3 separate regions of the Homo sapiens genome follow, and regions 1 and 3 are each linked to region 2. Evidence: chromatin contacts called from ENCODE Hi-C or POLR2A ChIA-PET data. All regions are on one chromosome and are shown on one strand. Each heading gives the region's core, a stretch centred on a gene start or an enhancer-like site at or near the end of the contact. The rest is flanking DNA. Distances are from core to core; before and after follow the strand shown.

Region 1 (2,768 bases), core at 23-2,522, 460 kb before region 2:
CCGGCTTTCCTGGAGCTTCAGCCGAGGCACCTCTTTGGTACCCAGGCAAAAGTTTTTCAGACTCAGCAAAGTGGCCGGGTTGGCCAGCTTCATGCTTGCCATGCGGGGGATCAAGGTGCACAGTGGGGTGGGGCTCTCCTGCGACGGCAAGGTGGCATCTTCAGTCGGCAGGTGAGGTGCCAGGGCGGGGTGGGGAGGCTGCGGCGAGCCCTTGTTCCCGACCGAGCCTCCGGAGCTACCTTCGTCCAAGGACGTGATCGACTCGTTCCGAAAGCGGCTGTACTTGGCCCTGTGCAGCATCCCGGGGTGCCCGAAGAGTCCTACATACAGCACGAGTCCTGCCAGGCTGTCCTGGCCGCGTTCTCGCATAGCCTTGGCAGTGCTGAAACAGGATACTGTTGCATAAATCGCCTCGTCGTCTGGTAGATAAACGGTGCAGACATCAGATACCTCAACGCCCGATGCAACTCACAGCAGCCACCTCTCCAACTCTGCTCTCGAGCTCGCCCACCTCGGCTCCCGGCCCCTTAAGGGTGACAGCCCATGGGGGAAACGCCTCCCCTGCTCTGATTTCAGTCTCTCCCTGGCCCAGGCAGAGGCACCAGTGTTCTCGCCTTGGAATCCTTGTCGGGAGAGCCTAGACCCAGGCTCCCGGCGGCGCGGGTCGCTCACGGCCAACTCTTAGGCGCAGAACCCGGGCGAGCGCCGGTCGGGGGGCCCGCTGCATCACTAGCCTTGCAGGAGCCTAGTAGAAATATTTAGCACCCGACTCCCACCCTCACCCCAGCCTTCTGTTCTGCACACAGGAACTTTCGAACCTGCTCCCTTCGGCTCTCACAGGGCGGGGCAAATGACTGGCCTATTAACCCTTTATTTGTTCCAGTGATTGTTCATTTAAAAAGGAAAAAAAAATGTATCTATGAACCAAAGGCCCTTTTGCCTGGGTTCGTTGATTCCAAAGGCTGCCCTCTCTTGGAAGATCTTGTCTTGCATCCCGTTCTGGGCCACCAGCCAGGAGTACTACTGACGGGCGCTGCTCCGCATTGTTTCACTGACTTGTGATGGGTCCGTGTTCCTCAGATCCCCTCCCAGCCTGCCTACCCTCGCTCAGAGCTTCCCTCCCTCCTGGATTCCTCTCGGAGCTTTTTTCAGAAGCCCATTTGCAGCCGAAAGCTGAGATGTGCAGGATGATACGCAGCGTGTTGAAATTTTTATGAATGAACTTTGCCGAATGAATTTCTCTGTGTGTGTGCAAGCTAATAAATCTGTGAATGAAGCTGAGAATAGCTGTAATTGACTGACGGTCTCAGAGGTGCTTGGTTTTTATCCAATCAGGAGGCAGCTTGATGACTCATACACCATAAATATACTAAACTAGTAGCCGAGAGAAATAAAGCTAGCGGGAGAGGAGGGACGTATTTTATTTTGTGGTATCTGATGAATGAGTTAAAAGGAAAGGCAATCTTTACTACAGATCATTAGCCGGGGAGCAGCAGGTTAAAAGATCTATTTTCTTTCTTGTTGAGATGGCCGGGAGGGCAGAGCAGAAGAGCTAAAAATTAGACCCATTGTTACAGGGATATTAGGACATATGGTTCACAACTCCTGTGGGAAGCCATGATGCATTTTTCTTAGAAACATAGTTCTTTTTTTATTGATTGTTGGTTCCATCTTCCGTCTGGTGCGACTTCCTGTACCTATCAAATGCATCCTGAAGACATGATGACAACTGCAAAGGCTTAGCACACAGGAAGCCAAAACCAGAGCTGGGAAAAGGAAATGCAGGTTCTTCAGGAATGGAGAAGAGGAAACTGCTGAAACACTGGGGGTGTGGGGTGTCGGGGTGGGGTGGAAATCACACATAGGAAGAGATAAAGAACTCTCAGAAAAGATTGCATTACTCCGTGTCTCAAGGCTTTGACATCTGAAATTGTTCATTAATTAAAAAATTAAGACAAACTGGCAACCAAAGGAATTAAGGGTGCCACCTTCATTATCTTATTGTCCCTAATGCTGGATTAGGCTTATGTATATTCATGACTTTGGGAGCCTGAGCTCCCTTGGGATCCAAACACAGGTTCTGAATTAAATGGTTGAGAGTGACCAGTGAAAGCGGCATCCTCCTCCCAAGCTCCCTGGTCCCCCAGGGAAATAAAGCACCCATCACATCCTGTCTGCCAAGCCTGTTCAGACATTTCTTTCCCTGGAAAGGCCTTTCTGCATCTTCATAAATCTTCCCTTCAATCCTTGTTGACCTCCTTTTCCCTGCCCTACATCTCCTCCTGGCAAAACTGAGGGAAGTAGCTAAATCAGTTGGACCCCACATCCCTGGGGCTGAGGAGACAGGCTCTGGGCAAGAATATTTACCTCTCATTCCTCCTCATTCCTCATCTGCTTTCTTCCTCTCATTTTTCCTGCCTTCCCCTGGGTCCCTGGGTCCCTGTGTTGCTTCTGTTATGCTATGATGACCTCATTATATGCTCCCTTTAGAAAGTTACTTTACCTCTCCGTGCCTGAATGTCCTCATATGTTGGCAGCAGCCATCTAATGGGGTTGTTATGAGGGCTTACGAGGCCCAATGCTCCATACAGTGCCCATCTCACTAAGTACATGTGGGCAGTATGAAAAAATGGCCATTGGAACCAGAGCTACCTCCCCTTGAAGCTCATATTCTTAACCCTCACACTGCAGAGTTTACATCATTCTAGGCAACTAAAAAGAAAAATTAGTACAAAGTGGGAGAAGCTAAGAAACTCAACATTGTCCAA
Region 2 (2,739 bases), core at 182-2,681:
ATTTTCTTTCCTCCTTCTCTTCCTCCTTTTAGAGAATACATGATAGGATGTTTTCAGCTTTCTAGCTTTCAACAGATGCAATGATCAAAGAGTCTGTCCCCCTCTGCTTTAATAAATGTGGAACATTCAACATTTGGCATATGAAGAGTAACTGGGTACATCTGAACTATTCTGTGCTCTTCATTCTGTTCCCTAAAGGGACAGATACAAAGAGAAATCACATAAACTATAATCCAGTTGAGTAGATTTAATTTCCTTTTCCTATTTGGTCTACATGCACCACCTGGTGGTAAAGTAGTGCATTTCACATAGAGAGAGAGAGAGAGAGAGAGAGAGTGTGTGTGTGTGTGTGTGCGCGCGCGCGCGCGTGCACGCGTGTGTGTTTTGAGGAGTATATAACATGAAAAAGATAATTTTAATATACTTTCTTAATACTGATTTAGATAGACAACACAATTATTCTACACCAAGAATCTAATACAACACTTGAGCACTACTTCATGTATAACAGAACAGGAAGTAAAGGAGAGAACTCATGCTGGAAAGTAAAATAGCTTTCACTTATTTACCTTAGCAATACATATTATAATTCCATCTCTAAATTAACATTTATTGTTCCAATATTCTTATTGAGGCAAAAATCAAACACTGATAATCAATGTGAAACCATTTCCTCCTTTTTAAAGAATAACAGCTTTTAAAAGTAGGTGCCCTGTTCCTTATATTAGTAGTGAGTATAAGTCACAGATCACAGAATTGTAAAGCACCATAGAGGCATTAGACCAATACACCAATTTTACAAATGTAGCAGCTGAGACTCTGGAACAGCAGGTAACTTGCCCGAAGTCATACTGGTCATTAGTGGTCCAACACAAATAAGAATCTAGATCTTCTCACTTTCAGCCTAGGAATATAATACATAAAAATTGTACTTATATTCATATTCAATGAATTGTCTCTGTATGATGTGATAATATTCAACTTATCTACACAGTGCTTTAAGGCACTCATATGTTAGTTAACACATACCAGTTTTGTTCTAACATTCTGAGCACAAAGAAGTAATTGAAGAAATGCATGTATCATAAAGCTATGGAAAAGATTTTCTAAGTATTAAAAAACCCTATATATATGTTCAAATGAATAATTTTCCAAGTATAATACAACTGCTATATTGCAAAGAAGGTTTAAAAAATTCCCTTTCCCCTTCTAACTGCTTCAGAACCAGAGATCTGTTTCTACAAAGTAGGTACCCACTTGTAGATTTAAGCATAAAACATGTTCATAGCTCCCTCTCATGACCATTGAATACTATACAAGCCTCCTTTTATTCTCGCTGTTGTATTCAACTAACAGCTCACTGGCTAAGTTTTAATTGCTTCCAATGAGGTCAGCAAAGGTATTTATCGAAAAGCCCTGAATAAAAGGCTCACACACACACACAAGCACACACGCGCTCACACACAGAGAGAAAATCCTTCTGCCTGTTGATTTATGGAAACAATTATGATTCTGCTGGAGAACTTTTCAGCTGAGAAATAGTTTGTAGCTACAGTAGAAAGGCTCAAGTTGCACCAGGCAGACAACAGACATGGAATTCTTATATATCCAGCTGTTAGCAACAAAACAAGTAAGTTACTGTTATTTGTCTTTTAAAACAATGCTGAATGTTTTCTAAAAGTTTATCTCTTTTTCTGATTTTAGTACTGAGCAGGAAAGTAAAGTTACAAGATTTTTGAGCCATGTAACTATAGTAATTATGCTGTAGAACATAAAGATAAGGTTGAAGTTCTCCAGAGCAATCCTGACATTTAACTTAAAAAACCTGGGCAGTTCAGGAGAAAATAATTGATTAACCACAAATGTAAAAGCATATAATAAAGAAGTCTAGGGAGAAAGCAGTTACACTTTGTTAGCAGTAATTGTAAAAACTTAATTTAAATCAATAGTTCTGAGTGCAGTATGGTTCTCACAAAATAGCAATTGGAATGAATGGTACAGTCATATTCTGTTTTGTCTCTACTCATGCATAAATTTTATAAATCTACACATAAAGTGGTAAAGATTTTGACATCCTCTGTGAAGGCTGTTTTAAATGTATCTTCAAAGAATAACCTATACTGTATTCTAATGCTACTACTTACCCACTAAAATTTACACATACAATTTTTTATCTTCCTCTCTCCTCCCCTCCCTATTCTTAATCTCTCATTGCAAACAGAAGTCAAATAGCAAACAGCGTCACAGCAACTGAACTTACTACGAACTGTTTTTATGAGGATTTATCAACAGAGTTATTTAAGGAGGAATCCTGTGTTGTTATCAGGAACTAAAAGGATAAGGCTAACAATTTGGAAAGAGCAACTACTCTTTCTTAAATCAATCTACAATTCACAGATAGGAAGAGGTCAATGACCTAGGAGTAACAATCAACTCAAGATTCATTTTCATTATGTTATTCATGAACACCCGGAGCACTACACTATAATGCACAAATGGATACTGACATGGATCCTGCCAACTTTGCTCTACAGATCATGCTTTCACATTATCTGTCTAGTGGGTACTATATCTTTAGCTTGCAATGACATGACTCCAGAGCAAATGGCTACAAATGTGAACTGTTCCAGCCCTGAGCGACACACAAGAAGTTATGATTACATGGAAGGAGGGGATATAAGAGTGAGAAGACTCTTCTGTCGAACACAGTGGTACCTGAGGATCGATAAAAGAGGCAAA
Region 3 (2,700 bases), core at 119-2,618, 480 kb after region 2:
GGATCTTGATAGATTTGGTACTTAAGACTGTCTGAGCTTCAAGGGCTTAAGAACCACTATCTGGCAGGCATGCTGTTAAATAATGGAAAGCACAAGACTAAAGACAATTGATGAAATCTTCTAGGAATTCCAGGACATCTATATATAAAATAAATTCATCAATTTGAGGTACAATGTAATACGATCCAGCTTAAAATAGTCCTCTGAGAAACATATTTTTTAAAAAAAATTTAACAAGAAGAAAAATGATGGTACTTACTGAATTGGCATAGCCATTATAATAGGATAGAACATTTTAAGCAAAAATTGTATTCAGCTTAAAAAATAGAATAAATCTTCTAGGAAAAAAACTAGACACCAAAATATAGAGGGTTGTTCCAAATGGAAACGCCCTCCAAATGCTCTAGATCTAATTAGCAGTAGCTATAAAGCAATCCTGCTCACATCCCATGCATCTCTGCCATCTAAGAGGAAGATTGTATGGTGACATAGCACACTTAGAAGTGGCATTCTACTGTTCTCTCCAAAATGGAAAGATGATGCCCTTAAAGGAAGGGAAATTCCTCTTCAAGAACAGTTGAGTGCAGGCTTTGAAGTAACATAAGGCAAGCTGACAAACCTACAGAAGCTTCAACCACGACCAGAGAACTATCCAGCATGGGTCATAACTGGCATTTACAAAATGAGCACTCAGGAGAACATGGAGAGTGAGAGAAGACCAGAAAGTGAATATTGTGTCTTTTGGCGAAATGAAATTACTCATCCTGTGTAGAAAATATTTATTAAAATGGTTTTATGCTGAGGCTCCTCTGAAAGAAGAGAATGTCCACTTACCAAAACAACTGTTTTAGCCCTCAGCTGTCTAATTATTTGAAAATGTAACACCAATTGTTTACATACTAAGTTTAAAAATAAAAATGATACAAAAAGATACATTAACTTCTAGCTCAATATCTCCTTCTGCTGTCCAAGACCAAAATCACATCTGCATTTAGGAACCCAGAGGTCACATGGTTCCAAGAATCATATCACACATTTAACAATCAGTTTGCAGAATCAAAGAAAAAGATGTATAAAGTCAGAGTGCTATGTGTGAAATTTAGGGAGTTACAAAGGGGAGAGGGAAGTAGAACAGACATGAAAAATCATTGTTGTAAGTGAGAGGATCAGACTTTCCCATCAGATAACTATGTCAGGGAATCCTCCTCACAGTCATGAAAATGTACAGTGCCAAATAATAAAGAAAGCAAGGGAGACAAGTTCCTTGGAAATGAACATTTCTCTGACAATGTTGCAGAGCTCATAAATTGTGACTTCAGAAAGCACCACAGGGAAAACATCTCCTGAGTACTCCTTTTGAGTAAAGTTCTCACTCGCTGTATAAATGACTCAATCTGTTTTCCCCTTAGAGAGTAAAAACATTCCAAAGAAGGGTGAAGTTCATGAAAGTATTGGCTGAAATTCTATTTACTTAGGATTTTTTTCTCCTTAAACTGTCTTCCTAACATCTCACATGAACCCTTTTCCAGGCAGAAAAGGGACAGTTTTTCTGGCTCTGCTGAAATTGTCACTGCACTTTCTCTGTACAGGCCAACGTCTCTTGGCCAGATTGGGCTTTCATATTTTTAGACCTTTGCCCACGCTCTGTAGCTGTCATTTCTTTTTCTTCCTGGAATTTAGCTCTTCAAACACCAGCTGGTTCTCACAAAAACGATTTATTAGGAAGGGAAAAAGCTACACATAACTCCCTTCAATGACTATGAGCTATACATTTTTGAAGCGTACACACAATGCTTAACCACATAATACAAATAACAAATGCTAAAACAAAAGAGTGCCTGTTTTTTCCAAGCTGCGTAATGAAGGGCAGTTTATTACAATTCTTGGCATGCAGAATCGCATTAACAGTTGAGGCAACTGTGGCATTCACAGCCCCATGTCACTACAAGCACAGCAAAGCATAGTTAGGCACATACTGGCTTGCATACAACCTATAAAGAAGAAAAGAGGATGGTTGGAAAAAAGAGTCGTTTAGTCAGTCCTCTTAAGGCACTCTATATTGAAAGGTTAAATTGATCTGTTGTGGCCAGGCACAGTGGTTCATGCCTGTAATCCCAGCATTTGGGGAGGCTGAGGCGGGCAGATCACCTGAGGTCAGGAGTTCAAGACCAGCCTGAACAACATAGAGAAACCCCCATCTCTACCAAAAATACAAAATTAGCTAGGCTTGGTGGCACATGCCTGTAATCCTAGCTACTCGGGAGGCTGAGGCAGGAGAATCACTTGAACCTGGGAGGCGGAGGTTGCAGTGAGCCAAGATGGCGCCATTGCACTCCAGCCTGGGCAACAAGAGCAAAACTCCGTCTCAAAAAAAAAAAAAAATCGATCTGTTGGAAATGGATTGAAACCATGACATCCTGTTTAAAAGAAGAAAATCTGGACTTTGATATGAAAGCTGGAGCTTTGAGCTTGGAACCTGGAAACCTGGGTTCAGACTGCCTCTGACATCTTATGTTTGTTTCCACAGTTGAGTTATCTGACCTCTAGCCACTTGATTAGCCAGCGACAGATCCATGGCTGGAACCTACGTCTTCATATTCACAGTTCTTGGTCTACTGCACCAAGCTGGTTTACACATAGAGTCAGCCACAGACTGCCTCTAGGTTGGACTAAGACACAGTGCTGGAGGGACAGTTTTAA

The links. Hi-C counts contacts between places; a loop is a spot of excess contacts on that map. ChIA-PET counts read pairs that join two places held with the same protein, here RNA polymerase II (POLR2A). Pooled maps may share reads with other maps.
Region 1: a map of mammary epithelial cell shows a loop between it and region 2 (11-fold over the local background). The contact joins the promoter of SHC4 here to the promoter of FGF7 in region 2. A Hi-C loop is called at or near these places in 2 of 168 maps with a recorded cell type or tissue (K562 and mammary epithelial cell), 2 of 37 single-sample maps with no recorded cell type and 10 of 50 pooled maps.
Region 3: a loop to region 2 is called in a map of IMR-90, with 11 times the contacts of the local background. The contact joins the enhancer-like site here to the promoter of FGF7 in region 2. A Hi-C loop is called at or near these places in 6 of 168 maps with a recorded cell type or tissue (IMR-90, MCF 10A, esophagus muscularis mucosa and 3 more) and 11 of 50 pooled maps. POLR2A ChIA-PET finds 5 or more read pairs at or near these places in 2 of 52 experiments (AG04450 and activated T-cell).

The regions. Positions count from the first base shown.
Region 1 is chr15:48,962,647-48,965,414 of GRCh38, forward strand. SHC4 (SHC adaptor protein 4) reads right to left here and starts at 1,273. Exons shown (of 12, transcript NM_203349.4): 1 at 1-1,273. The coding sequence starts at 369. RefSeq lists enhancers at 1-249, 250-751.
Region 2 is chr15:49,421,811-49,424,549 of GRCh38, forward strand. FGF7 (fibroblast growth factor 7) reads left to right here and starts at 1,432. Exons shown (of 4, transcript NM_002009.4): 1 at 1,432-1,630; 2 at 2,222-2,739. The coding sequence starts at 2,488. The region is part of intron 11 of FAM227B (family with sequence similarity 227 member B); the gene reads right to left.
Region 3 is chr15:49,901,528-49,904,227 of GRCh38, forward strand. The region is part of intron 20 of ATP8B4 (ATPase phospholipid transporting 8B4 (putative)); the gene reads right to left. Among named protein-coding and RNA genes, the nearest start is that of ATP8B4, 220 kb to the right of the region's middle. Within about 2 kb of position 1,369, at least 4 of the 41 ENCODE cell types and tissues checked have a DNase peak (open chromatin) inside an H3K27ac peak, as active enhancers do; they include IMR-90, where a contact is called at or near this core.